Linked DNA regions of Homo sapiens: regions 2, 3 and 4 are each linked to region 1. Evidence: chromatin loops called from intact Hi-C (ENCODE). Cell type or tissue: GM12878. All regions are shown on one strand. Each heading gives the region's core, and the rest is flanking DNA. Links, peaks and the distances in the headings are about the cores only.

Region 1 (7,582 bases), core at 1,785-6,784:
AAACTTACAGTCTTTGGAATAGAGGAGGACCAGCCGTCTTGCTTAGTATATAGAGGGAAAGAATCCAGGCTCAATTACTCCTTATACAGACTTTTAACCAGTCTTCTAGTTTTCAACCCCACCCCTCATCCCAGTCTTCTGGTGTATGTGGTGCTTCCAACCTCTAAGGCTTTCCAGGGTCTTAGAAAGAGATAATAGAGAAAATTGAGGAAATATAAATGTTATTGGACTAGTGAAAACTATCAATCTACTGATCTGGGAAACAACCCATCTTAGATGAAATTCAGACATTTAAAGAAATTCAGACATTATAGCAGACATTTAAAACCTTAGTAGAAGGGATTGGAGATAAACATTGAAGAACTCTTTCAGGAAACAGAATTAAAAAGACAAAAAGTTGCAGAGAAAAGATAAGAAAATGTGATATCAATCAAGAAGTCCAATACACAAATAATAGGGGTTCTGAAAGGAGAAAACAGAAAACAGGGAGGGGCAAAATCATTAACCTCTAAGATTACACTCTCATAGACTAACTTGTTGTTGGATCTTTTTATAGGAGCTTAGCAAAGTTCATAAAGCTGAAGCCTAACTCAGCACTTATGCCAATACTTTAATTTGTTACAGTATGTAATTTTTAAGACATTAAAAAGAGTACACCTGCTGTATCTACATGTTAAAAGCCTAATGATAAAATGAATACTAATGAATACACCTTCAAATAAAGAAAAGTAGCACGTTACTAATATTAGTGAATTTCATCTAAGATAGATTATTTCCTGGATCAGTAGATGGATACTTTTCATTTGTTCAAGAACATTTACACCTCTTCCATTTTCTTCATTATCTCTATGTAAGGCTCTATCACACCTTCTCACTTTGGCTTCCAGTTTTCTTAACCTCTCCCTCATATTTCCCACCTTGTCTCTTTATATTTGCTGAATGTATTTTAACAAGGATCTCAGTATATCTGGGCAATAGAGCTTGCCACAAAGTCTAATCTGTCATACTCCTGGAAATGAAAGTTCCAGGTCTCATCCAGCTTGTCATGTTTAATTGGCATCAGTAGCCTACTCTCATCTCCTTTTCTTTTTCTTTTTTTTAATGTATGTGATTGTAAACGTCTTCAATTCCTTTTCTATCATTTCAGAGGGGTTCCGGGAGAAATATGTGATAAACACTATATGGTTTGGCTGTGCTTCCACCCAAATCTCATCTTGAATTGTAACTCCCATAATCCCCATGTGTTGTGGGAGGGACCTGGTGGGAAGTAATTGAATCATGGGGGTGGTTTTTCCTGTGCTGTTCTCGTGATAGTGAATAAGTTTCATGAGATCTGATAGTTTCATAAAGGGCAGTTCTCCTGCTCATGCTGTCTTGCCTGCTGCCATGTAAGACATGTCTTTGCCCCTCCTTTGCCTTCTGCCATGATTGTGAGGCCTCCCCAGCCATGTGAAACTATGAGTCCAGTAAACCTCTTTTTGTTTATAAATTAGCCAGTCTCATGTATATCTTTATTAGCAGCATGAGAACAGACTAATACAAACACTGTTGTTCAATCTGAAATGTATAAGTGGAAGTTGGTTAGGTGTCTTTTAAAATTGTGCAGCATTGCACTGGGGGGTCTAATATCTCCAAACAAGTAAACTTGTATAGAAGTCTACTGAAATAATCATTTGATATATTTTTGCCTAAGTGAAATTATTGGGACAAATCCCTAAGTGGCATTGCAAGTGTTTCCCTTTGGCATCCTAGGTAGGGAACCATCTCGTGGATACAAGGATTCTTTCTGAGACTTATCCAGATGGAAATCTTCACTTCAAAAATAAATCTTTGTATCTCATAACAAAACCTTTAGAAAAAATACATTAGTCATCTTTATCAAAAAACTGAAGAACTTAACTTGATTTAGAGACAAGGAAAGACCAAAATGCTCATGTTAAACCCATTCCTTTCCTTGTCCATGAAGAAAGATTAAGTCTTCAAATGGCCACTTCTTAGTCTGAGTGACTAGAAAATCACTCTACCAGTGAGGGCATAATGATGGCTGGGTAATCACTGGTTAATGAAAAACTTATTGATTTCACAACTTCTTTGAACTGAACGTCTCTCTGTAAGCCTAAATCTTGGATATGTGAAGGATGAAAGTATTTCATGACAGGATATTAGTATGGACCAGCTTTATATTTAGACCCAAGCCCCGAACTGCCCCGACACCCCCTGTTTCCTTTGTGAGCTGAGAATCTTCCCACAGAGGCCAGTCTGGGTCATCTCTTTCCTGTGATCAGGTAGGGTCCTTCCTGACAAGGCCCTGCCCCCTCCTGGCCTTGACTACCCCTGGGCAGTGGCCCCTGGGGTGGACCTGCTCTCCTGCTCTGACAAGCAGTCATCTGTCTTAGAGCACAGGCTCTAATTACCCCTGCCATTAGCCTGCTTGGCAGGACTGCAGATGTTATTAATGGCGGTGAAATTATCCAATGCCTTTCAAAACTCCCCAGCCACTCGATGTTTGTCCCTGTGACCTCTCACAGCACTTCATTTCTTTATTCACTTTGCTGCTGTATTGAATCTTAACCTTGAGTGTGAGATAAAAAACAAGGAGGAGAATGTCACTCTCTCCAACGTTCCTTTATTCCCTTCCTCAGCCCCTCACCCCCTACTTATTTGGGGATGTAACCCAGCACCATCCTCACTGCCATGCTGTTTGTCAGCAGGGAGCTCTTGACGGTGTGGATGTGCCATTCTTTCCCGCCTCTACCCATCTCATAGATCTTTTCTCACAAATTATAAAATAACTTGTTGCTCTTTATTAGAAAATCAATATATTTTCATGTCTGGGAAAATTAGAAAAATGTAGATAAGCAGAAAGAAGAAAAATAAATCCATACTCTCACCTTCCAGAGATAAAAAATGTTAAAATTTTATAGTATATCTTTACAGACATTTCTCTATAGGAAGATATGAGATGATACTGTTATAATAATAATCACCATAACTAACATCTATTGGTGCTGTTCAGATTGCTTTGGCGTGTATTAATTGATTCACTAAATTGTCTCAAAAACCCTATGAAGTGGGTTTAATTCCTTCCTTCCTTCCTTGCCTCCCTCCCTCCCTCCCTCCTTTCCTTCCTCCCTCCCTCCTTTCCTTCCTTCCTCTCTCCCTCCTTTCCTTCCTTCCTTCCTTCTTTCTTTCTCTTTCTTTCTTTCTCTTTCTTTCTTTCTTTCTTTCTTTCTTTCTTTCTTTCTTTCTTTCTTTCTTTCCTTCGTCTGTCTTTCTCTCTCTCTCTCTCTCTTTCTCTCTTTCTCTCTTTCTTTCTTTCTCTTTCTTTCTGACGGAGTTTTGCTCTTGTTGCCCAGGCTGGAGTGCAATGGCACAATTTTGGTTCACTGCAACCTCCACCTCCTGGGCTCAAGCGATTCTCCTGCCTCAGCCTCCTGAGGGATTACAGGCACCCGCCACCACGCCCAGCTAAATTTTTGTTATTTTTAGTAGAGATGGGGTTTTGCCATGTTGGCCAGGCTGCTCTCAAACTCCTGACCTCAGATGATCCACCTGTCTCAGCCTCCAAAAGTGCTGGGATTACAGGCGTGAGCCGCTGCACTTGGCCGAAGTAGGTTTAATTTCTATTGCCATTTTGCAGGTGAGGAAACTGAAGCAGGGAGAGATTACAAATATTGCCGAAAGCCTCGTAGCTATTGAAGTGGAAGAAGTGGGAGCTGAACCCAAGTTGTCTGCCTCTAGGCTCTGTATTCTTCAATAATATATTATCATCTAACCTGCTTTTTCAATTTCACAAAGTCTAAATATCTTTCTTTGTTACTCTTAATCCACCACATGATTTCAAATAATTATGAAGACTTAGTAGAATATCAAAATATGAATATGTTGAAATTTCTTCAACCAAACTTTAGGACAGTTTTCTTTTTCTTGTCTTTACTCTTATTTTATTTTTTGCTATGATAAACAACACCTAAATTTTTTTTTAATGAGATAATTCCTTCAGGAATTTGGCTATAGGGAAAGCAAAAATAAATAGACAATGTGAACAATGTTCAGTTTATTTCACACTTGCAAATGAAAGCTTCATGTACTCCTTTGTTCAATTCATTATTTCTAAGAGATATTTGTCTACTTTTAAAAATGTTAATAATTATTGAATATTTTCTATGTGTCAGCCACACCTTATTTGTGCTGGTTAATTGCTGATATTTACTCACAAGTAATTCAGGCTCAAAATGAGATTCTGGTAAAGTCAGAGAGGAGGAAAGGAGAAGACTTTCTGGATGTCTCTGCCCCTGTAACATCCTGCCTTTTTCCTAGGTATTCCCAACTGAGCATCGTTTTTTTCATTTCCTTTTCCTTCCCTCCCTCCCTCCTTCCCTCCTTCCTCCCTCTCTCTTTCTTTCTTTCCTGAGCCTGAATATTCTGTCTTTTCCCTTAGCTGGAAACAGCTCAACTGTTGACTATCCAGAAACCCTAATGTAGCTTTAATCTAATTCCTGTTCTGGAAGGACATTTTTGGCATACCATTTTGTCTCATCTGAGTGATAGACTAGGTCTGTATTTGGCCAGTTAATCCACCACAGCAGAGTCTCTTTGGAATTTTTAGCTGATTGTCAGCCGGTCTATGTAAAATGTATTTGAATTGACCTCTGGCTGATAGGATCGACTAAATATCTTCATAACTTCATAATAGGTCCATTCTTCCATGATTCAGAGTACAAAGCCAGGGCCCAGGCAAGTCACTGACTGAATAATATGTAGACAGAGACCTTGTTTATTAACTCATTTTTCTACTCCGTGTAATGATGCCTAGCACACAGGGAGCATTAGACATGTATTTGTAAAGTTGAAGAGGAACTCCCAGGAGATCTGGGTTCTAGTTTCAGTTCCACTACAGATTAGTAAAACTAGTTAGTAGATGTTGGGGTTAGGCTTATTATTAACCACTTTGCCCCTCAATTGCTGCATACAAATTACCCGCTTAGGAACTCTTGGCAATCCAATGAAATAACTCCTGAAGCTCTGTGATTTCCACAGAAGAATTGTGTTCTAGGTTCTTAAGGTATTAACTTTCAAGAAAGAATAAAAAAATATTGACACTCTTTCTTATTTTGAAAGCTACGGAATTTAATTCCAGGATATTGTGCACGGCAAACAGGTGACCTCTTAGATGTTTCAGCTTCCCCCGCCCCATTTTGACATAGACTGCAGATGAAATTTTCATGTAGGATCCCTTCCCATGAGCGACCTTATATGGGAATTACGGGCTATGACAAGGATGAGAGAGGCTGTGGGATTCTGTACCATTCCTAGTCCACTAATATAACCCTACCCTTCTCTCTCACTTAAGAAAACACATTAGTTAAGACATATTTCAAAACTACCACAATAAAACTGTGGGGTAGTGGTGCAGGAATAGACAAACTAACCAAAAAATGGAATATGCACCTGGACACCCAATCATGTATCCATGGGAAACTGGTATATAATAGAGCCATTTCCCAAATCCGTGGGAGGAAGCTGGATCACTTAGTGAATAGTGTTGGGATAAATGACTCACTATGGAAAAAACCAAAGCTGGATGCCTACCTCTCCATATAGACAAAAATAAATTTCAAATGGACTAAGGACCCAAGTATGAAGGGAAAAGACACAATTCTTACAGAAGAGTCTATAGGCATCTATCTTTGTGGCTTTGTAGTTTTCTGCACATTTCTTAATCAATACCCAAACAACATAAACCATAAGGGGAAAATTGATGGGTCTGACTATCTAAAAAATTAAAGATTTCGGTTCAAAACAGTTAACCTGCCTCCAATGGCATGGAGAAAGATGTTCACAGTGTCTAAAATCGATAAGGAATTGATGACCCAAGGAACTCCTGCAGATTGGCAAAAAAAGGATTGGAAACTCACATAAGAGCTACACAGGCAAAGGATATGGGCAGTTTGTAGAAGGAGAAACCCAAATTGCTATTAAGCATGTGAAGAGATACCCACTTCACTGGTAATCAGAGAAATGCAAAGTTAAATTATAACACGATCCACTTTAAAATAATTAGATTGACAGAAATTGGAAACCTTATTAATATCAAGTGCTGAAAGGGATGTGGGGAAAAGAGAGCCCTCTGACACTGCTGGTGGGAGTGTAATATCCTATGCTTCGGCAATCCCACTCCTAGTGCAGCCCCCAGAGACAGACGTGCACAGATCTGTGAGGGGACATCTCCGTGGGTGGTCCTTGCAGCACGATCTATGCGTGTGTGTGTATATGTGTGTGTGTGTGTGTGTGGTAGAGTCAACCAAGGTGTTCATCCCTAGGGCAATGGAGGAAGCAACTGTGCTGGATGCAAGGCAGTCAGCAATAATGATTAGATTTCAATATAACAGCAAGGAGATATTCCAAAAAACAGAGCTGGATGAAAAAAGTAACAGAGAGAATGAGATTTATAGCCCATTGCCTTTTGTAAATTAGATATTAAACATGCACACACAAAGTAATATTATATATTATTCAAGGATGTCCGTATATCTACATAAAGATAGGAGTAAGGGTATCTGGAGGAGGGGGAATGAGAGTGGGATGAGCGAGTTGGAGGGAAAACAACAACGGCACTTTTGAAGGGCATTTGATGAATCCATGAGTGTACCATGCACTAAAGAGTAGAATTAATTCAACTCTGTGGATCTGTGGTCCAAAAGACAGGAAAAAGAAAGTAAAATTAAATTGGAATGTGGGTGAATGAGAGGTATCCTCATGGTAATAACCCTGAAATATTGCTTATAGTCTGTGTAATAAATCATTGATAAATTTCAATTATCCATTATTTGTAATAGTTTACTTGCAACACTTCCCAGCTGTCAGGACCCCTGGGGCTGAGAGCCCTAATGGGAGCTGTTTGTGTTCATAGTTCTTTGCCTGACATAATGCTACAGAGGTGAACTTAGCCACAGAAACTAAAAGAGGCAGCCTCAATATTCAAGGAGCAATTGGGAGAAAGACTTGGAAAGGGTTTGCAATTACTGTTCCATAAAGACCTAGTCTGAATACCTCTTTATCCATATTTTATTTCCTCCATCTAATATTTAAAGTCTTCCCCTTATATTTGTTGAATGAAAAGCAGAAATCTAAATAGCTCTAACATTATTTCCCTAATTCCCACAGCCTGCACTGCTCAGATGTCAGTCTCTAAATTCCTAACACAAATGAACAGAAGACAAAATCATTTGCAGGATTCTGAAATGAAGTTTTTCAGCGGAACACAGAGAAACAGTTAAATTTTGCAAAGCTGTGAAACTGGAGAGGGGGCTGTCCTCCAAATCTACCAACCAGAGACCTGGAAGGAATTACTTGCATGAGATTCATTTCTCTCTGTCTTTCTCTTTCTCCCCTCTCCCCACCTATCTGCACCAAACTCACCTGCCAATTTCATCAGCGATACTTGAATGGATTTTCTAACCTGTTCCACTCCAAATTGATCAGTTAATTAAGTTGATCTCTACAAGACTGTTAAAGAACCAGGTCTTTTTCCTTTCATGTTATGCAGTTCCAAGTAAACTCCCTTTACTCTGGTATCCTT
Region 2 (7,582 bases), core at 1,416-6,415, 93 kb before region 1:
TGCTGATCTGAATGGTCCTTCATCTCAAATACTGAAATTTGAGAAGTCATGGCAAGTGAAGCACATAATGGCCATTAATTGTAATGATATATATTGAAATTATCTGCCATCAAAGTAAGCTCAGCATCACCATTCCAGGAGTGAAGTGTTAAAGGAAAGAGACCTTGGAAATGAGAGGCAAGGTCCAGGTTGGAAACCCCCTCCCTGCTTCTCCAGCTCCTCAGTTTCTAAATTCTCAGAGATAAAGGGAAAACACCTGCAGAAAGTAACTAAGCCTTTTTGGAGAAACTCTTGGGAAGACCAAAGTCAGGGAAACAAACAGCTATACAATTCATGGTTTTTGCATCAGGCAATGATAGAAACCAGCAATTCATGCCTTGTACCTGAACTAGGAAAGCCTTTTCTTTTCTTTTTTTAAAGCACAACCCAAGTCTCCTGCCAGATCATGGCTTTTAATTTAAGTGTACAGTTACTGCTCAAAAGTGATTCACAAGCCTTTAAAGAGCCACTCTCCTTTAGAAGTCTGTTTAGAATGCAGAGGGTTTGAAGATTAGTGTTGGGAGTGAGAGCATTTGACTGCCTAAGTGTTCAATCTCCCAGGTACTTAGATATTTCTCAGCAAGAACTGATGTTCATTAAACTGTAAGCAAATTAAGAGTTCAAGCCAAAGAAATAAAGGAAGACATAATTAGTGTACGGGAGTCATCCACCATCGTAAGCCTTCTCTTAGGTGAGAAGTCTTCAGAATTAGTTCCCTGCACAAAAGAAAATTATACAGCTGCTTTATGCAGGCTGCCGATGCTATGTTTTATTGCACGCAATTTACAATGAAATGAAGCAGAAGTCTGCAAGACTGCATTAAAGCTTTAATTTTCCTTTTGGGTTTTACCTCCATTTTATCTTTAGAAGAACCCAGAATGGTTTGATAAATAGAGTATTTTGCCAGTCAATAAATTAAAAAGCTATTTTTACCAAGTGGACGCTGAATTGCTACTGCACATGACAGAAGCTTCCTGGGATTTCAGAGGGTGGGAGGGCACACCATCCTTCAGCAGAATTGATTTGTGGAAAAAATATTACTCCCTGTTCCCCAAATCCAACTACTCTGAAGAAATGTGGTTCTCAGTGACTTCTGACACACTCTGGTGGCTGTCTTATTACAGGGTCTGGGTTTCAGGCAAAACTTTTGGGAATCAGATAAAGGAACTGGACTCCCATAAGACAATAAATCTCATCAGACATATTGTAGACTGACCCTCCAGCCCCAACAGGAGCTTTGTAAGGAATGAAATACCAATGCTCCCCCATCCCACCCTGTAAACGATTATTTTCAACTGAGCTAGAAAACCTGAGAGAGCTGGTTTGAGTCTGTGGAACTGTCACGTGCCACATTCTGTGCCACCTCCAACTATCCATCCCCAGGCTTTGCCAGTTAAAAGGCAGGATGGCTGGCGGCGGTGGCTCACACCTGTTATCTCAGCACCTTGGGAGGCTGAGGCAGGTGGATAACTTAAGTCCAGGAGTTCGAGACCAGCCTGGGCAACAAGATGAAACCCTGTCTGTACAAAAAATACAAAAAATTAGCCGGGCGTGGTGGCTTGCACCTGTAGTCCCAGCTACTCAAGGGGCCGAGATGGGAGGATCACTGAGCCCAGGAAGTGGAGGTTGCAGTGAGTCGTGATTGCCCCACTGCATTCCAGCCTGGGTGATAGAACGAGACCCTGTCTCAAAAAAATAAACAAAAAGAAAGGTGGGAGTGAACTTGGAAAGAGGTTGGGAAAGCCCTTCCTTGAATCTGGATCTGGAAGGTGGTTGTAGAGCTCCGCCTGGCATTTGCCCTAGGACCCCACTTCTCTCACTCTGCAGAGCAGGGGAAGGCCCTAGGGTCTGGTCTGAAGGGGGAGGTTTTGGAAGCCATCATTGGCTGAACAGACCCCTGAGAGAGTAGCTGCAGTATGGAGGCTCCTGGAGGGTCCAAGAGAGGAACCTGCAAGCTGGCTGGGAGTTGGGGCTCGGCAGGCTGACCACATTTAGGTTGCCCTCGACCTGCAGCCTTGAGGTCCAACTTTATGGGAAAGGTGCTAGGCAGCTGACCTGGCTGGAAACACCGTTTTGAAACTAAAATGGTGTTCCATTTGCACCATCAGTAGTAATAATGGCCACCTCTCAGCAAGCCAGTTTTTGATACTACAGCAAGCCTGAGAAATGGGTGAGTTTTATCTCTAATTTACCAATGAGCAAAAGAGGCTGAATGTGTGTCTGTCATTTGACTCGTCAAACAGATGGTGGTGGAGATTGGAGATTGGCCTCTACCCAGGAAACTAAAGCTGGCCCTCCTCTTTGTCCAGTTCCAGGAAGTTCTGGAAGTTGGGGAATATGTAAGATACAAGAAGAAACTTGTGACATGATTTCTGAGGAAGGGAGTAGAATGTTCAGAGAAATGGGAGGAAATAGGGATTCAGGAAAGCAGGGGAAATTTTTAAAAGAAGGATCCCAAGAAGGAGGGTTAGGAATGGAAGGAAGCTCACGGTCATCTCGAGTTCTGGGCAGTGAGGAGTGAGGCCCTCTGTGTGCACTCCCACCTTATTTGAGTCAAGAACCTCAAAAACATTCCTGGAGCCTCATGTGTGGGAACTGTAGCCGAGAAGGAATCTGAAAGGACATAGCACAAACCACTCCAGAGTCACCTGCAGATGTGGAAATTCTTCCATCACATAACATGGTGCAGTGAGGTGACCACTGGCCTGGTGACAAAACTCCAGCTGCAGCCTGAGACCCACCCAATTCCCCTGCCCGGAGGATAGGTGGGGATGCTCCCAGGGGCCTCTCTCCCAAAGAAGGAGGGAGCAGTCCCGCTGCCAGGCTCGGTCTACATGACTCCATGTTCCAAGGGGGATCTGGTGGTGCCCCCTGGTCTTTGGAATAGGGAGGAGATGGGGTACCCAAGTGGGAAGATGTGATGTAGGGCCCGGTCACACAACGTAGTTCTGTTGATTTTGCAACTATCATCCACCCAGTGGCCTTCTTTCTAAAAGCACCAGTAGGTGTATTTTGTTTGTTCCTTTGTTTTGTAAGACATACATTTTAGTTAAAACTTAATTTTCTCACTCTCTAAGACACCTGGCACCAAGACTTTGGAATTACTTGTTGAAAAATTGATTGGGGGGCAGGGAACAGAGTAAAATAGAGAAAGAGAGAAAACTAAAAGAAAAATCATTTCTCCCAGCACTACAAATGAATCACTAAAAAAACCCCCTAACTCCCAAAGCAGCAGTATGTCTACTGTTTTGCCTGGGAACAGAATCACCTGGCACGCACGAGCTGTTTCCTGAGCTTGGTCTGTCAATGCATGGCCTCATCATTAATTAACATTTCCGAAAGGCCCTTCTTGCACGGCAGATGAGGGAGCTCAATTTGCTGTCCTGAGGACGGGCAGGGAGCTGACTCATAACATTTTGTAAAAGAAACTGGTCTTGCTGCCCTGGTGCAGGGACAGAGGCTATGGGAGTAAATGAAGCAGAATCAGAAGAATCAAGAGAAGCTGCAAACAGAGGCAAGGCCCTGCCAGGCCCGGACCCCTCCCTGTGGACCACGAGGAGGTGCTGAGGGGGAGCTGCAACCCAAGGGTTCCTCAAGAGGACTGTCAGGCTCTGTGGCAATGGAAACAGGCCAAGAGGGGCCTTGCATACAGAGACACCAAACGTTCTCAGATTTCCAGGACTGACCTGACTGCCTTCTATTCTTTTCAAGAAAAATGTATTGGCATTTCTGCTCTAACATCACATATACATTGCTAAAAACTCTGAGTTCTACAAAATGGCATGCTAAAAAATAATAGGGCTTATGGGAAAAATAGAGTTGGGGCAGTCCATAAAAACCAATGGAACTTGGTAACCAAAGCACTCGCAAACAACAATCACAACCTTAATAAAATATGAGCCTGGTTACATTTCTCCTGACATTTCCACTGGGCATCATCAGCAGTGAATTCCTGGCAGCCTTAAAGCCTCTTGCTTCTTCCTGAACATAGGGTCTGGAGGGCATTCACTTCCACGAGAGAGAAGTTTCTTCAAAGTACAAAGTCTCAAAGTCTCATTCAGGGTGTAGGCTTCCTCATTAACGTTTTTAACTTTGGGGGATATATAATCAAGCTCCTGGATCTAATTCTAGTTTATAAGAAATATGGGAGATAGATGAACATCTTAAATCACACCATGAAGATACAATTAGCCAAATCCAGTGTAAACCTGATTTCACCACCTCAACTATAAAAATGCCTTTTTTAACAGTCAGCCAAGATTAAGCAATGACTTATCATAGGTGATATTTAGGAATTAGCGTTTATTTTGTGAGATGTGATAGTGACATTGCAGTTTTTATAGTTACATGTTTTAAAAATCTTTGTTAGAGATAAAAATAAAAACAGATGATGTGAATATACCAAAAAAATTTTAGCAGTTGTTAGACCTAAGGGACTGGAATGTGAGATTTCTTTATACTATTTTCTTTACTTTTATGTAAAATTGAAATGTTTATGTAAAATTGTAATATTTTTAAAAAGGCTCTTATCTTGTACTGCCAGAAAGTAAGGAAGGTCTAAAAATAAATAAAAATGTTTAAAAAGCTAAACAAACACCCTCTCCCCACCAGTTGTGGGGTATGTCAACTGGAAGAGCTCCCAATGGCCAAAGCTGGAACAATTTGAGCAAAATAATAATAATAATAAAATAAGATAGAATTATATTATAACTGAAAGTATAAAATAAATATCCTTAAGTTCATACTGACATAGACAAATGAGCGGAATGGGACAGAAGAGACAAATCTCCCAAACAGAAGAATTCCAAATAATTGATGTAGATACTCCATCTTGTAAGGTGGAGCCTGTCTCTCCACTCCTTAAGTGTGGGCTGCATACAGGGACTTCTGTCCAAAGGCTGGAGCATGGAAAAGATGGGGAAAATGAGTAACTCTGTAAGTGAAGAAGCCAGACAAACACTACCTCAGCCCAGTGATCAAAGTCAGCATCAACAGTGATAATTCATATTGATAATATGTGCCCCGGATATGTGATTAAAATGTCATTTTACCTCTGTGATCTTCGTCTGAAAATCCTTTAAGCCCAGTCTAATTATGAGAAAAGCATCAGACAAATCCCAACAGAGGGTTTCTACAAAATGCCTGACCAGTGCTCCCCAAAGCTGCCAAGGACATCAGAAACAAGGAAAGTCTGGGAAACTGGCACAGCCAAGAGGAGCCCAAGAAAATGTAATAACAGAATGTAATGTGGGGTCCTAGGACAGAAAAGAGATACTGATTTTTTTTTAAGCCTAAGGAAATCTGCATAAAGTATAAACTTTAGATAACAATAATGTATCAAGCCTGGGCAATATAGTGAGACCCCGTCTCTACAAAAAAAACATTTAAACATTAGCTGAGCATGGTGATGCATGTCTGTAATCCCAGCTACTTGGGAGGCTGAGGTAGGAGGATGGTTTGAGCCCAGGAGGTGGAGGTTCCAGTGAGCCGAGATCATGCCACTGCACTCCAGCCTGAGCAACAGAGCGAGACTCTGTCTCGAATAATAATAATAATGTATCAATATTGGGTCATTAATTGTGTCTAATGTACTATACAAATGTCAGTTGTTACTAATAGCAGAAACTAGGTACAGGGTATGTGGGAACTATCTTCACAAATTTTCTGTAAATCTAAATTTACAGAAAAATTTTCTCAAAATCTAAAACTGTTCTAAACCATACTTTAACAAAAAAATAGGAGCAGATGGATTAGCAAGATATAATCGTCCCCGGACCCAATTATCTTTTGATTTTTAAAAATGTCCTGGAACACTATGGCAGTTAAAGGAATCCAGTCTGGTAGACCAGTGGAGCAGGCTGTGGCCAGCTGAGGCAGGATGGGGCTCAGGGACCCCCTGCCCTACCACCTCATTCATTTTTATTAACTCCCAGCCCTTCCCACTTTTCTAACCTCTGCCCTTCTAGAAATGCCCTCAGTTTACTTTCACATGCTTTTGCACCTGACTTCCTTGTTTGGTACTGTGTTTAATAACAGCTTTATTGAGATATAATTTATGTACCCAAAAGTTTACCCTTTCAAATGTACAATTCAGTTGTTTTTAGTATATTTATAGACTTGCGCAACCATCACCACTGTCTAACTTTAGAACATTTTCGTTACCCAAAAAAGGAATCTCAAACTCGTTAGCAATCACTAACCCATGCCCGCAGCAACTACTAATATGTTTTCTGCCTCTATCACTTCGATGGTTTTGGACATTTCATATACATGGACTCATACAATGTGTGATCTTTTGTGACTGGCCTCTTTCACTTAATACAGTTTTCAAGGTCCATTCATGTCGTTGCTTGTATCAGTATTCCATTCTTTTTTAAATTTTTAAAAAATATTTCTTTAAATTTTTTTTTTTTTGAGACAGGGTCTCACTCTCACCGAGGCTGAAGCGCAGTGGCACAATCACAGGTAACTGCAGCCTCAACCTCCTTGGCTCAAGTGATCCTCCCACCTCAGGTGCCCTCCCCTCCACCGCAGTAGCTGGGACTACAGGCCCACCCTACCACACCCAGCTATTTTTGTTTGTTTGTTTTTGGTAGAGACATTCACTATGTTGCCCAGGCTAGTCTCAAGCTCCTGGACTCAAAACAATCCTCCTGCCTTGACCTCCCAAAGTGCTGAGATTATAGGCAGGAGCCACCAGGCTGGGCCCATTCCTTTTTTTTTTTTAATTGTTGAATACTTACATTGTATGTTTATGCCACATTTTATTTATTCATTCAATCGCTGATGGATATTTGGGTTGTTTTCACCTTTAGGCTACTATAAATAATGCTGCTATGAATATTCATGTATGAGTTTTGTGTAGACATATGTTTTCATTTCTCTTGGGTATATACCTAGGAGTGGAATTGCTGGGTCATATGATAACATTATATTTAACCTTTTGAGGAGCTGCTAAACTGTTCTTCAAAGGGGCTGCACAATTTTATAGTCCCATGAGGAATGTAGGAGGGTTCCAGTTTCTTCATATCCTCACCAACATATATTATTGTCTTCTTTTATTTTAGTACATCCTAGTGGATGTGAAGTCAGGTATCTCACTGTGATTTTGATTTGCATTTCCTCAGTGACTACTGATGTTGAGCACCTTTTCATATGCTTATTGGCTATTTGTCTATCTTCTTTATAGAAATATATATTCAAATCTTCTGCCTATTTTTAAATTATCTTTTTTATTGTTGAGCTGCAAGAGTTCTTTACATGTTACGTGGGAGAAATTCAAATATTTTCTCCCATACTCTGGGTGGCCTTTTCCCTTGTTTAATGGTGTCCTTTGAAGCACAAAAGTTTTTAAATTAGATAAGGTCCAATTTATCTTTGTTGTTGTTGTTGTTTTCTCTTGTTCCTTTTTGTTGTTGTATCTAAGAAACCCATGACCCTAGTTCTATGAAGATTTATACTTATGTTTTATTCTAAAAGAGTTCTATAGTTTTAGCTCTTACATTTAGGTGTGTGATTCACTTTGAGTTAATAATGGTATGAA
Region 3 (7,582 bases), core at 1,705-6,704, 320 kb after region 1:
ACTGCTCTCCTGCTTTGCTGAGCCCCTTGGGATGTCTCAGGTGCACATGGCAACTGAGCATCAACTTGAGAGCTGTCTTCCGGCCATGGGGCTTTACATGAAAGCATCCATTGCCACTGAACTTGCAATTCTGACCACTCACTCAAGGCAACAAGTGACTTTTGATGTCATCCTGAAGAAATGTGCCCTTTCCTGCCAGCCCTTGAAGCAGTCAATCTCCCATCCTGCGTATTGTTTTTGTGGCCAAAAACTGCATTGCTTATCACACATGATTGATCGGATAAAAATTATGAGCAAAACATTCTGCTAGCTTTTCCTTGTCCTGTCATCTGGTAGAAAGAGATTTTTCCTGAAGCAAGTCAGTACCTTTTCTTTCCAGAAGTGGTGAGGTTGCTGCCTTCCTCACCCGGACACCTGGAGGGTTTTCCAGGGCTGGTGTTTTTAGACAACAGCATTCACAGCATGTCTTACAGATTTTGAAAAGGCTACAGGGTAGTATACCATCTATCTAGACATTTAAAAGGCATTTAAAAACGCCAAATGTCTGTTCTCTGGCTGGTCAGGTGAGCTTCTTTCTATGCTTCATTTCCAGAGGGTTCCTGTGGAAGCCACCAGCACATTGAGAGAAGGGAAAATGTGGTTATTCTGCATCCATTTTACTGCAAGGAGATCGGGGCTGACGTGGCTGGCCAATTCACAACCTGTCTCTAATGTATTCCCATTTGAGAAACTGATCATGGACAGCTAAGTGAAATGTGATTGCAATATATGATATGCTCCCAGGAAAAACCGAGAGTAGATGAGAGAGGTTCAAGCAGCAAACAGCTCCAGGGGAAGCCCGAGAGTGGGAAAGAACTTTTCTGCTGAACGAGGCTCTTACATCTCATTTGCAGTGGGTTAAGCTGTTTCCAGGATGCCATTTTCTGTCTCTGATAATGTGTGTGTTTTGTTATATTAGCCCAACATTTGGCAAATGGTTTCCAAGTCCAAACATTTGGTATTATTTTATGCTAGGTGAACGTGGCGCTCTAGGCAGGCTCAGGCTTGATTCAGAAATCTGGCTATGAGTGTGCAATAATTTGTCTGGATTGTTTTATTTCACAGCCAGGCTGTCCTTGAAATGCTTAATGCATAAAGAGGGAGAGCTGCTATTTGTTTTAGTAGCCCACAGTCGAGGAAAGAAAGTGGGATTGAAAAAAGGCACATGTCTTTCTTGCCAAAGACCTGGATGGCCTAGCTTGGTTTCTCCCAGGTTGCCCCCAGTTTTGGCCTGATAACCTCAGTCATATAAAAGTTGATAGGCATTGACTAATACCGAGAGATACAAAGTAGCTATAGAGTATAACTAAGGAAAGGTTGTTATTATAACTAAGTCCAGTTACTATGTATAACTAGACTATACATAATAGACTAGTTAGAGAACTGAAGCATGTAAATAGGGTGCCATGAGGAATAGTACCAATATTTTAATCAAGCATGTAATTAATCAGCAACTATTGATTGCATCAATCCATTATTTTTTCAAAAATGTGAATTGAGTGTCTTCAGCACCATGCCAGGTGCTGGGAATACATCAGTGAATTAGACACTAGCCTGTCCTCAAGGAGGTCACAGTCCAATTGGAGAATCTTAGAAGTAAATCAACAATCACAGTACACAAAGACAAGGGCCAAGATGGAAAGTCCAGGCAGCTGGAGGAGTATGAAGAAGGGTTCCTAACTCAGTTGTGGGGGAGAAGAATGACAGAGTCAGAGAATACTTCCCAGGCCAGACAATATCTACTGAGTACTGAAGGGCAGACGATAACCAGATGGTAGCTAAGCACCAGGTATCAATTAGGTTCACGACCTACTCTGGTGCAAAGAACTAACTGGAAGCAGAAGATGAACACAGGATGTGTGGTTTAGTGCTGTTGGGATTCAGAATTGAGCAAGAGTCAGAATTTCCAGAGGATTTGATGTGGGTCCAAGAAGATTGAAAAGGTTCATCCAGGTAGGCAGAAGAGAAGAAGGCCCTCTATGAAGGAAACAAATTTACAGGAATGAGAAATGGGATGCTTAGAGGTCAATAAATGTTCATTGAAGAGTACATGGTTCTGTAGGAAAAACAAAGTCATCTATGACACGCTTCTACCCCCAAGAGCAAGAGTCAATAAACTTTTCCATAACGTGTCAGATAGTAAACATTTTAGCTTTATGGATCATACAGAATTAGTCCACAGGCTATGGTTTGCCAACCTCTGCTCTACAGGCTCACACTCTTATTGGGAACACAAAATAGAGATACAAAAAATGTCTAAAGCCAAATGATCTTGCCCGGAGTCTTGGAAGATTAGTCTAGTAACAAGGCCTGGGTCAGGTTGTGGAGAGCTTTGTACGTCAAACTCAGTGTTTGGAAGTCAGCTGGTAAGCAGTGAGGCACCATTGATGGCTTTCAGCAAAGGACTGTTTTTTGGAAGATCAATTTTGCAACAAGATGCAGAATGGATGAAAGCATAGAGAGCCTGGAGGCAGGGAAACTTGTAAGAACTCTGAAGTGGTACTCAAAGCATCAAGTGAGAACTCAGATTCTGCAGGTAGTCGGGGAATGGAATGGGAAGTACAGGGTGAGAGATATGTCATAGTTTGATGACCGGATATGAGGTCTGAAGGAAGGAAGGAAACAAAGATTCTTTGGGTGGCTAAATGGTGGTGCTGAATGAACAGATACAAACATTTGGGAAAGGAACATTGTATGAAGGGACAATTCATTTATCTCAATGTATGTTACTTTAGAATTGATAGTGGTACACCCACATGAAACTGTTCATCTAAAATACTAGGAGAGCTCATCAGTGTGGCCAGTACTGCAAACTAGAATTGTGGGCCATGCATGAAAAATCAATAGCAACAAAAGTAAGAAGGTTAGTAACAATGGACACTCATGGACAGCCGTTATCCTGCCAGGTATCGATTTAGACATATTACAATGGATTATCTCCTTTAGTCACCCCTACAGTACTCTGAGGCATATATTATTATCCTTATCTTACAGATATGGAGATTGAGCCTTAGAGAGGTAAAGTGATTTGCCCAAAGTCACACAGTTAATAAGGTGTCACACCACAACTAGAAGTCATGTGTGTCTGCCTTGGAAGGCTGAGCTCACAACATCAAACCTCAGCCTCTTGGTTCAGGGGATTTCCTTCCTGCGTGCAGTTTTCTTTCCTCTCCACTAGCCTGTTGAACTCAGAGCCTGTGTTCACTCTTGGTTTCCCAATGCATATGGAAAAATACCCTCTTTCTTCACTAAATTAACCAAAACCCCCCATGGTGCTACTCACACACCTACTCATCCTTTGCAGGTCTGACTTCTCTCCTGGAGGCTCCCTCACTCTCTTCTGCCAGAAATGAGACCCGGGGAAAAACAGCGGTATCATCTATATCCCTGCTGTACGTGAGGTCACTGAATTCCCCTGATCAGTCCCTCTCTCACAGCTTAGCATCTAGACTTCACGGTCATGGCCTCTTCCCCTCACCTTGTCTGGCAGCAGGGCCGGTTCACACCTTGCATGTGTTCCTTCATGTTTTAGCTCCCAGAGGTAGATGGCAAAATAACCACAACCCTTCTTCTTCCTGCAACCATGCCCTTGAAACATGACCCTGAAGCCCCTTTCATCAAGAGGTAGAGTCTGTTTCCCTTCACTTTGGGTCCAGGCTCGCCTTGTGACCTGCTTTGACCATTAAAATATGATGGAGTCATATTTTGCCCATTCCAAGCCTAGGCTTTAAGATTTCTTACACACATTCACTCTCTTTCGAGACCCCTATGTCTGCCTGGGCTAGCCTGCTGTGGGAAAAGAAGCTATTCGGAGCAGAGAGGCATAGCTCATTGTCCCAGCCAAAGCCTGAGACATGAGAGAGCCCAGCCAAGATGAACACAACCACCCATCCACCCAACACACCAACACCACTGACTGTGGGTGCCTGACAGAGCAAGCTGTGCCCAGACTAAATTGATGACTTACAGAATCTTGAGCTAAACAAATGGTTGTTCATCTTTTTTAAACTACTAAGTTTAGAGATTTCATAGCGGTATCTAATACACTACCCTTTTCTCACTAAGATATCAACAATATCTACATTTGAGTAGCAATCAGCTAACTGCATTTTATTCTAGAACTTCCTGTACTGCACATATTGGAGGACTCAGTCACCGACTTGCCTGTGGTTGCTATGAGTCGCCTACAGAACTGAAAATGGGAAGCAGAACTAGGCTGGTTGTACTCCTAACCACAAGGACACTCTCCTCCTCAAATGAAAAGGCTCTAATTAAAAGGCAGGAAAGATCAGGTATCTCTGGAGTTCACTTTTAAAATTGTCAAAAAAAACCTCAAAGTCGCTTTGCTTCTGACTATCCATACATTGGAAGACTAATTAACTATGACAAGCTGACCAGTGGAGACCATTTTCATAAGGATGACACGATGATGGATGGGTGCATGCTGTTACAATGTCATTGCTAAAAAAGACGTGATGAGTCCAAGTTCCAATTACTAAGATTCATATACAATACAGAGGTCTTTTTCAAGCCACAGAACCCCATTGCAACAGGCTGACGTGTCGTCTTTTCTGTATTTAAGAGACACATTCATGGGCCGGTGACATACTGAGCTATGCATGCTAGGCCTTCTCTGCATCTGGCAGCTGGAACGAGACACAACTAAGTCTTGTTGCTTCAGGGCTTTGGGTACCAAATGAGGCATTAGCACAATAGAAACACCCAACCCAGAGCAATGTTTTCCCATCTTCAGACTTGGAGGCCAAGAGGCAATAGCAAGGACATTATGTAGATATTTATACAACCATTTAAAACATAACCACTCAAAAATGTCAAAACCATTCTTAGCTTACTGGCTGTAAAAAGTAGGCAGCTGGCTGGATTGGGCCCACGGGCTATAGTTTGCCAACCCTTGCCTTAAATAAACAAACTTGTTAGATTTCTCACTAGTGTTATATTTCTGCAGCTAAAGTTCTCTTAGTTACAGAAAATTTCTCTTAGGTACAGAAAATCTGGTCACAAGAAGTTTGAAAAATAAATTAACATAAAATTATATACAGTCACATATTACTAAGATATGTAACGTATTATATTAGTATATGTTATTATAATATACAATTTTATATTATAATAACATATGATATATATTAATATATTACTTGTATTAAATTAATATATGGATATAATAATATATTAATATATAAATATGCTAATATATTTTATATCAATATAAAATATACTATAGTAATCAATTATATACAGTAATATATTAATTATTATTTGTTTCAGCTAAAGTCACAAACTGTTTTCTTTCCTTCACACAAAAGCTAAAGCTCCCTTATATGGTTCCGGATGTTTCCACTAACTCACGGCTTACCTAAATCTCTCAGTTTTGTAAAACAAAAAATACTCCCTTGTTTTACAAAACGGGGAGATTTGTCTAAAAAAAGCAGCAAACAAACACTGATTTCATTATTGGAGGTGGATGGAAGGAAGAATTTTGCAGTCTCCTATTTTTGTCATCTGTTGATCTAAATGTCTTTTCTGTAAGAAAGTTGAATACTCTGTGACACTAACATTTCGAATTTAAAATTTTTACTTGGGAATACATTCACATGATTCAAGAATCAAATCCATATAAAGAAATATCTTCTAAGAAATCCTGCTTTTCCTCCATTGCCATCCACCCTGTAGATAATCCGGTATGTGTTTCCAGGGCAGTTCCTGTTTGCCCCCTTTTATTTTCCAAAGGTAGCCTATTGTGCATGCTGTGTTGTACTTCCCTCTTTTTTCGTTTAACTTAGGATCTGTCCTGGAAATCTTTCCATATCAGTACATAGAGATGTGGGGATGGATCTAAGAGAATTGAAATTAAGCAGATTTATGTTATAAGCAGTTTATTGAGATATTTTAACTCTATAGGGGTACAGAATTGAAATAATGTTGTTTTCTAAACTGTCTCTAATTCTGCTGAATCCAATCCCTTTTTTGCACTGGGTAGTGGCTCCCTCAACATTTCAACCTGACTCCAAAACTTGACAATTACTTCTGTTTATTAAAACAGTCATTTTCAGTTTTTAAGAGTGGTTTAAACACTTATTCCACACACTGTCCCACGGGCCGGATTTAAGTCTCTTGAGGCTTGGCATGGAGCAGTCGTTGGGTGGCAGGGGTGGGGTGTCTGTACTCACACTCTCCCCCTTTCCCTTCAGTGTTGGGGTAAGAACGGGGACAGGGAGGGAGGACTTTCTCCTTCTGTTGTTGCTATGGAGAAGCTGAGGCCCTCCTTTGGGGCCAGTCACTAGCTGCTCATCTGGCTCACTGCCTGTGGGCTTCACAGAGACAGGTGGTGGTGGCTCTATCTCTTATAGGCAGTGGTGGTATGTATGATTAAGGATAAAATGATGTTATAAGTAGCAGAAAATCCAAACAATCATGGCTTAAGTAAGAAAGAGGTAATGAGAAGTCTGGGGCTATTACGATGGCTTCACAATGTTGTCATTGACTTAAGCTCGTTCTGGCTTGTTGCTCTGTCATCCTAGGGTAGCGCTCTCATCCTCATTCTCACAAAATAGCTGCCAGAGCTCCAGCTATCTCATCCAAGTTACAAGAAATAAGGAAATAAGGAAGAGCGAAAAGAGCTAAAGGAGGAAAGAATATTGTCCATCACAGGAAAACAAACCTTCTGAGATATCCCCAGCAGGCCTCCCCTCATTGACCTATTTTACTTGAACAACCTGAGCTGCAACTAGGCAATGCGATTTTTAGCCAGGCATTTTAGCCAGCAACGTTTTCTCCAATAGAATTGGACTTCTCTTCATAAAGTAGAAGGTGAGAGTGGCTGTTCAGTACCTAACACACCACCTTTGCCATATGGTTCCTTGCAAGATTCAGCCACATTTTCCAGTGAACCACCAGCACGTGACCTCACAGTACGCTGCTGGCCGTGCCTCTTGCAAAATTGTAACCATCAAGTTCATCCACCCTCTACCACCCCCACCTCCAGAATCTACTGGTGTGTGTGGTGTGTGCAGGATCTACCTTCAGTCCTCCTCGGACACCAGAAACCGCAGAGCATGCCCTTGTCCCTTGTCTGCCTGGCCATCCTGCTATTCCAGCCCTCTCTCGCCTGCCTCTTCCTCCAAGTGCCCCCTACAGTGCCAGGCACCCTACCCTTCTGGAGGTCGGCAGTTTGCAAACAACTTAATGAAGGGGGATAATTGGGGCAGCCCAATCTTTATGAGGGGCCCATTCAGGAATCACTCTCCTCTCAGCAGCACTGCACTTCCCCATCAAGACACCTGCCTTCAACCCAAGTTCTCATAGATTACCAGAGGGCTGGATAGTAGTACTGTGACTATAACCAGTCACATTCGAGGGTGGTTTCCTGAACTTAGTTTGTCATCAATTTAGAGCCTTTTATTCTGAGTCTTAGGCTTTAGATGAAACTCTGGAGTGACCAGAAAATTCCCCTTGTCTCCCAAACATGCCCTATTATACTTTGTGTGGACTTTTTCACACCCATCTGCTCCCCACAAAAGAT
Region 4 (7,582 bases), core at 1,672-6,671, 68 kb before region 1:
CCAAATAGCCCGCTGGTTTTCTAATGGAGGCTTGAGGGGGAGGTCATTATTGGGCTTGTGGATGTTCTAGATAAGCTTTTCTGACCAAATGAACTCCCATCATCACCTTGCCTTTCCTCCCACAACTCCCATCTCATCTTCCATCCCCAGGAACATCACAAGAAAGGGAATTAGAGAAGTTGTACCCCAAGGGGCACAATGCTGATCGTTGTGTAGGAGATGACTGTGTCAATGAAGAGAGTCCACCTCAGAGAAGGACATTTCCCCTTCTGCAGTATTTCTCCAAGTTCAGCCTTTCAACTATTTGCCCCAGACTTCCCGGCATGAAAATGCAGATCCCTGGGCCCCGCCCTAGGCCTAACAAAAGCGAAATCTCTGGGAGTGGACTCTAAAACTGGAGAGCCACTTCCCCACGAACTGGGAAAGGCAAAGAAAGACTGTCCATGTGTTTGGACTATGCAGCATGCAGAGGGTCACCTCTGAACTGAACCGCTCCACTTTAGTGCCCTCGAATCTAAACCAAACTCTGCCATTTGTTGAGTGTCTCCTGTGTGCTAGACACACCCCAATTGCTTTATAGTCTTTATCACAAATCAGCCTCATGATCATCACCCTCCCAGGAAGTTTTTAGCTACTTCAGGAAACTGAGAGTAAGACGTTTCCTTAGAACTCACGTAAGAGTCCTTTCAGATAAACTTGGTGACTGTCAATTATCTCCTGTTCCCTTTCTCCTCTGGCTTTCTCTCTTCTCTCCCTCCCACACCTAAATTTAATTGACTTCCCTTGACCCCGACAGATAAAAGGGGTCTCTGAGGAGAGACTCCCGAGGTGCCCCACGCTGCTGGCCCTGCAGGTCCTGTCTCCTAGGTGCCTTCGCTAAGTGTTTCTCTCAGAGCTCTCACAAGTCAGAGGTCCCATAGTGCATGGCACAGCATGGATTCAGCACAGGGTGGGCTTGCCCTCTACCTGGGCCCTGCGGGAGGGGAGCCCCCAGGCTGCCAAGGCTCTATCTTGCTGCCCGCTTTCAGAACTTACTGCCTCTTACCACCACAACTAACTAGGCTGCCTATGTCAGAGATGGCTGGTGCCCCCTCCCCAGTTGACTGCCTAGCAAAGATGATATATTCTGAGCTCCCTTGAAGCTAGGCTTAGTCCTGTGGGTAAATTCTGGCCACAGGAATGGAAATGATGCATGCGATTTCAGGGCCATGCCTTTCTTCTATTCTGCTCCTGTGGAGTGGATGTGGTGGTGAGCCCTGTGGACCATGGGGGCAAAGTCCTCATCCTAAGAATGACAGAACAACAAGATGGAAGGAGCCTAGAGCCCTGGCGACTTTGCAGAGGAGGGCTGCAGGCAGTGTAGACTTTGGCAGGAGAGAAACAAACATGGATCTGGTTGAAGCCAACTGTGGATTTGGGGTCTCCTTGTTGGAATAAATCACACTGATACCTGAACAAGTGCACTGAGCCTATTAAAACTCTCTCCCAGGAACCTGGAATTACTACTCTGGAGCTCACTGTGGGGGACCAAAAGTTGTTACCACAGTCAGAGACCTGGCCAGCCCAGATAGAAACCTGAGGAAGCAGGGGAAGCTCTTGGTGGAAAGATGAGTGTGAAGTGTGTGGTGAGAAAGATGCAGAGAAGGGACAGCAGGCAGAGGGTGGCTGTCACCATTTTCAATGCCATTCCGGCCCCAGCATGGTTCCTGTAGGGCCTAGATGTGTATCTTGCTGTTGCATGTCATAAATTGCCCTCTGTTCTTTATATTTGAGTTACTGTGACTGAGTTTTTCTTTCTGGCAACCAGGTAAGTTGCAATTAAAATAAAGTGCCCTTTATGACTATATTATATATTATATTACTATGTATTATTGTTATGTCACTATAAACTATATTATTATAGTTCTTTGGGTTTCAGATGTGTATTTTTCTCTACATTTTAATATTTCTGAAAATGGGATGATGCACTTTTTTTTTTTTTGAAGACAGAGTCTCACTCTGTCACCCATGTGTGGTAGCATGATCACAGCTCACTGCAGCCTCCACCTCTTAGGGTCAAGCAATCCTCCTGTCTCAGCCTCCCAAGTAGCTGGGACTACAGGCACAAGTCAGCAATGCTCAGCTAAATTTTTAATTTTTTGTAGAGACAGGTTCTCATTACGTTGCCCACAGTGATCTTGAACTCCTGGCCTCAAGGGATCCTCCTACCTCGGCCTACCAAAGTGCTGGGATTACAGTTTGTGAGCCACCACACCCAGCTGGATGCACTTTTTATCTCACTTGTTACCTTTTATGTTTAGTGTGGTAAATTTTTCCCCCGTCTCTCTCACAACTGTTAGTGAATTCAGGTTCTGTCTTAAGATCAGCTTCCCCCATGGATATGGAAGCTCCCTGAGGGAAGGGTCACAACAGTGCCAGGCACGTAGCAGATGCCCAGTAAATACATAGTAGGATGAATGACCATCAGCCACAGGCATCATGGAATTAGGAAATTATCCACACATGGTGGGGACCACCCCCTCACCATCGCCTATCCCACCTGCTCTGGGCATGGTGATGACGGTGGTGCTGGCCAAGGCAGCCCTGCCTGGCAGTGCATTGCTCCGGGCTCCGTGACTCCAGTGAGAACAAGGCACCAAACCCTTTGGAACTGTGGACACTTGACTCATTTCAGAGTTTATGGTCAAGGGCAGTTGCCTCATATTAGGTGCTGAACACAGGCCAGCCAATGTGCTGAGCTTTTTACAGGCTCCTTCTTCAACATATGTGGATATGAAATAAATCAGATCCAGTAAAAGCTGACACGTCTGAGTGAGGGATGCGGGCTGAGATGGAGACAAGTACCCATGCTAAAGACTGTTCTGGCAGGGGCTGAGCCTAGGGCTGGGGCTGCTCCCCTGGTCCTGTGTGTCCTTCCCCAGCTTGGCTGCAGTTGGAGGCGATGCCCCAGGGGACACTCTCAAGGTCTGGGTGCAGTGGTGAGCATGGGCCTGGGGGGCTGTGTCCTCAGGGAGCTCCCAGCTGTGAAGAAAAGCACCTGTCCTCAGCCTGTGCTCTCAGGCCTGAGAGCTCCAGGTCACCTAACCCTGCAAGTGAACTTCTAGTGACGCCAGATTTGGGCTGGCCTTAGGTGACCTGGGGAGGGGAAGGGGGACTGAACTGTTTTCCCGCCATATGCAGGATAATCAGAAGCCAGTGCAGGGCCCGCCCATACCCTCCGAAGAGACCCACCCTCCTGCCCAGGGCGTATCGGATGTGGGGGAGAAGAGGCCTTCTCAGGCTCACCCCCACGCTGGAGCTAAGGTGGCACTGACAGGGCCAGGGAAGGGCAGTCAGACGGAAGGGAGGAGGCCCTGGGTGGGCAGCACAGAAGAAGCCTCAGGCATCAGCTGCTCTGGCTTTTGCCTGGAAGTGGAGGATGAGTGGAGACACTGGGATTTAGTCATCAGGAGGCCATGGGTGACCGTCAGGAAGGCATTTTTGGGGAGTGGCAAGGGGAGCCCAGATGCGGGGCTGGGAACTTTCCCTGGCAGGAGAAACATTTCCTCAAGAATTGGAAAGAGCTTTGGCCTGAGGAATTCTGGGACAAGCTGGTGTCACCCGAGTGGTGTCACCTGGAGACCCTCCCAAGCCCTGTCATGGGGAGGTTTGCAGCCTGCAGCAGGATTGGGGTGTTGGGGTTTCCCAAGCTGCCCTTAGAGCTGGCCAGGCAGGTTTGCAGAATAATTACAAGGGCCCGATGTGGAGAGTGTTTGCATATGATTTGCACATGAATAGCCTGAGCTTTCTGTTCCCAGGCAATTTTCAAGTTAAATATTAATTGTTGCTGCCCTTAGGGTTTTCATTTCTTGATTCTGCCTTCTCTGTTTCTTCTCACCCACTTGCTGTCAGTGACTCAGATCTCTGCATGGCGGGGGAAGGGAGGGAGATGCCAGGGTGGGAGGCAGGGGCTGGGTGTACAAGGAAGGGAAAGAACGCAGAGGCGGAGCTGGCAGGTGTTGGGGAGATCAGATACCTACTCCATACAAAAGCAATAAGCATGCAAAGCAACAGACCAGCCAGCGCTGCTACAGAAACTTCCCGGAACTCTCCCAGCCCCAGGCAAGGTCCTATCTTTCTTAGTGATGTGGAGAGCTGTGGTCTCTTGGCCCTACCCTAGGCCAGAAGGACAGTGCCATCTACTTCCTGTCAGCCTGCTTTCCAGGCTCACATGGTTCCATCTCCCCTGTCACCAGAGGTCCTGGCCACAGGCAGCATGTAGGTAGGGCAAGGACAAACTGTCCTGGCTAGAGCTGTGCAGTGCAGCAGTTAGCTCACAGGCTCTATGGCCAGCTGTGCCTGGATTTGGATCTTGGCTGTGTGATCTAACTGTGAAGCTTTGGCAACTGACTTACCATCCAAGGGCCTCAGTTTCCTCTTCTGTAAAACAGAGCTACCAGTAGTGCTTGCCTCATGTTGGTGTTGTAGGGTTGAAGCCAGCTAGTGTGTGTGAAGTACTTAGCCTTGGGCCTTCCTGGCATGTAGACTGTGCTCAATGCAACGGAGCTGTAGATAGTCCTAACCCACGAGTGGGCTGCCTGGTCTCAGCTTTGCACAGTGCCAGGCGCCCCTCACCAGCATTTGATCATCCAGCTTCAGCTTGAACATTTCCTGAGGCAAAGGTTCTCTAGCTCTGTTCTCCTGAGGGTTGTTTGTGACACACACATTATAATTATGGTAAAGGGCCTTTGAGAAGGGAACTCAGAGCCTTTCCAGACAGCAACTTCTGTTCTTCACCAACTCTCATTAGGAGGAAGGACTTCCTTGGGCCGCCTCTGAGCTCCACCCTTGCCAATGGACTCAAATCTGTCCTCTGGGGTAGGAAAGCCTGAAACCCCCTCTTCTCTCTGAGAGCTCATCAAAGATTTCAGGATGGCGCTCCTTTCCTGGGTCTCTTCTTCCCAAGCTGTTTAGACCAAACAACTCGCCCTATCCCCAAAACGTGATGGGTTCCTCAGAGTGGTCTTTGCTGAGCCACTGATAGGGAAGAGGATTCCCCCTTGAGGTTCTCTACCTTGGCCCTGGCTGGGTCCAGAGTCCTCCTGAGGGCGTGAATAACAGCTTAATGTTGATGACAGCTACCTCTTGTTGCGTGTGCTGGGCACTGTGCTAAGTGCTGAAATGCAGACTCTCTTTCCATCTTCACACTCTGAGAGGAAGGGTTATGACCATTACCCCCATTTGCTAGCTGTGGGAACTGAGGCTTAGAGGGGCTAAGGAATTTTCCCCAGATAGCTCAACTGTTATGCTGGGAGACAAAGTGTGATCCAGACCACCGGCAGCTGCCTGCTGTGGGGCCACCTCTCTATGAGGATTTCCCCCCCAACCAGGTTGTCTTTTATTTTTCTTCTGTAGGAAGTGAATGGGCTTGACATATGAATCCTAGAATCTGCCTGTCTCGGTATCTGCACTGTGAGCACTATTTGGGTGTGTGCTTAATAATGCAGCCAGTAATGGTCTTTATTTCTTTTGGCTTTCCTTGTCAATATGATGCCTTGAATTTTTCCTGGGTCTCCTGCATCCGTAGGGATGCCCACGCCAATCTCTCTTTTCTACTGCAGTTACCTCACCCCACCACCCGCACCCCAGCCCCACTCCCAGGTGTCTCAGTGCCTCTGAGACAAAAGCACCATTTTCTCCTCACCCACAAGCTCCAAAACACATTTCTCCTCATTCCATATTATCCTCATGCAACCTGCCCACACCTGCTCTCCCTTAGGCCTGCCCTGGGCTGAGTACTTTCAGCAGCCCAGAGGCTGGGTCCCTGACTTCCCAGAGAAATGCAATTTCTGGATGGGCTCTCTGAGTTAGATGGTCTATGAGTTTCCCCATGACAAAGAACCAAGGCCCCACGAGAGATGATAGACAGCCAGTTCTAACGGCCATGACCTTATCCAAATGTATTCAGCAGAAAAGTCCAGAAATCTCTCTGCAAAACTCAGCCTTGCACCAATATGCCTAGGGAGGGGAAATATGATTAGGAAATTGGTTAACAAAGTTGTGATTTTTTTTCATATTCCCAAGGAAACAGCTCTAGAGGAGGGTTCTTGCACAGAACTTCAGGAGCCTGTGAAGCATTAAAAGACCTGGCCAATTCTCACTGTATTGGGAATAGCAAATTAATGGCAGAGTATTGGAAATACCATGTGAATGACTGGATCTTTATTTTGTGAATCCAAGAGAGAGCACCTGGAAAGAGGAGAGGAGATCACTTCTATGTTTTCTTGTTTGCCTGGACAGGGCGTAGCTACTGGATAGCATGGTTGTCACTGGAGAGGTTAGAATCTCAAAAAAACACCCGTTCAAGTGCTGGCATTCCATCAAGAAGAATCCAGGAGCTGCCTGGGAATGGTGGCGACCTGTTCCAGTTCCATCTATCTCTTCTCCCGACCTTAACTTCCTCCCTGTGGTCATCAGTCTTTGAAAAACAAAGATGACGACCTACATCTCTAGTTTTCAAACTTTTTAAAAAGTATGGACCCTTCTCTTCAAATGAAATATTTTATGAAAGTCTAAAGTATAAAACAAATCAAAGGGAAGCTGCTTTGGTGAAGACAATGTGTTCTCTGCCAGTGATTCTCTTAGAGCCCTAGGAAATCCGATGGGCAAGTTCAGGATCCACTTCTGACCTGATCTCTAGATGCCCATCCGCTCCAGGGGAACCAGAGGAGACTCTGGTCCTTGGAACTTGGACTCGGTAAGACCATTCGAGGCCCTGGAATGGTGGCTGCTGGGCTTTGTTGGTAGAATTCTTGAGCACCGCACTTGGTGGTCTCTTTTCCTTGCTTTTTTTTCTTACCTTTTCTCCTCTTTCCTGTTCTTTCTTTTCCTTCTCCTCCTGTCATTTGGAGACAGAGCACTGCCCCACCGGTGGTTTTCATTGTGGATCCTAAAAGCTGCTGCTGAGTCCCAATCTAGAAAGCTCCCCCAGGCCTATTGAGAGGACACAGAGAATTCTCCAGTGACACCCCCAGCCAGTGGCCCTTGCTAACTGAAGAAAGGTCATGATCGGGTCCACTGTTGGGAGCAAGTGGGGAGGGGTTGCCAAAATAGGCCATTATTTCGTGGATTTATAACCTCCTGCACCTGAGGTACAGTGTCAATGTTGCTGGGAGAGACGTCTTTTAATGTCCTGGGTCATTAAAACCCAATAATCTCTTTGAAATGGCTTAACTGCTTCCTGCAAGAGATAAAGTAAATAAAACTGCCATCTCTGTGTCCGCTGTCACTGTATTGATGCAGCATTTCTTTTCTTTTTTTAATAACTGCATTCATTTTATTTGAGGCCAATGCATTTATGCCATACTGGTGGTTTATAAATTTGGTAATTAAATCCTGTTATCTTGACACTAAGCACAGAATAAGAAGCAGTTGTGATGCTTCCGAGAGGAAAAACACTGTGAGGGGAGAAAAGAAGATTTGTTTTGCATTTTTAAAAAAATAATTTTCATGGAATCTTGTTTTAGTATTAGAATGTTGACAGATGCCTGACTAACAGAGAGATGCTTCTGTGGGGAAGGATCTAAGGAAATCTGTGAAATCA

What was found. Hi-C counts contacts between places; a loop is a spot of excess contacts. Peaks named below come from ENCODE experiments on the same cell type or tissue, not always from the same donor. Only the 100,000 strongest peaks of a DNase experiment are listed, where the experiment ranks them.
Region 2: a loop joins it to region 1, with 6 times the contacts of the local background. A loop is called at or near these places in 1 of 110 quality-filtered maps.
Region 3: a loop joins it to region 1, with 3 times the contacts of the local background. A loop is called at or near these places in 1 of 110 quality-filtered maps.
Region 4: it touches region 1 in a loop (5-fold over the local background); 1 of 110 quality-filtered maps calls a loop at or near these places.

The regions. Positions count from the first base shown.
Region 1 is chr4:152,207,254-152,214,835 of GRCh38, reverse strand. It overlaps LOC105377490 (a long non-coding RNA gene), which reads left to right. Exons shown (of 3, transcript NR_188450.1): 3 at 7,168-7,582. Among named protein-coding and RNA genes, the nearest start is that of LINC02273, 110 kb to the right of the region's middle. In GM12878, for the core only: no CTCF peak of the experiment used is centred there; a DNase peak (open chromatin) is centred at 4,855.
Region 2 is chr4:152,300,205-152,307,786 of GRCh38, reverse strand. All of the region lies in intron 1 of LOC105377492 (a long non-coding RNA gene), which reads left to right. Among named protein-coding and RNA genes, the nearest start is that of FBXW7-AS1, 34 kb to the left of the region's middle. RefSeq lists an enhancer at 3,580-3,649. In GM12878, for the core only: no CTCF peak of the experiment used is centred there; a DNase peak (open chromatin) is centred at 3,366; H3K27ac peaks cover 411 bases.
Region 3 is chr4:151,884,340-151,891,921 of GRCh38, reverse strand. All of the region lies in intron 2 of LOC127898557 (a long non-coding RNA gene), which reads right to left. LOC102724700 (a long non-coding RNA gene) reads left to right here. Exons shown (of 5, transcript NR_188364.1): 3 at 593-755; 4 at 3,344-3,431; 5 at 4,159-4,976. Among named protein-coding and RNA genes, the nearest start is that of LINC03074, 68 kb to the left of the region's middle. In GM12878, for the core only: no CTCF peak of the experiment used is centred there; DNase peaks (open chromatin) are centred at 3,291, 3,811 and 4,311; H3K27ac peaks cover 2,169 bases.
Region 4 is chr4:152,275,066-152,282,647 of GRCh38, reverse strand. No RefSeq gene overlaps it. Among named protein-coding and RNA genes, the nearest start is that of FBXW7-AS1, 59 kb to the left of the region's middle. In GM12878, for the core only: no CTCF peak of the experiment used is centred there; DNase peaks (open chromatin) are centred at 3,107 and 3,837.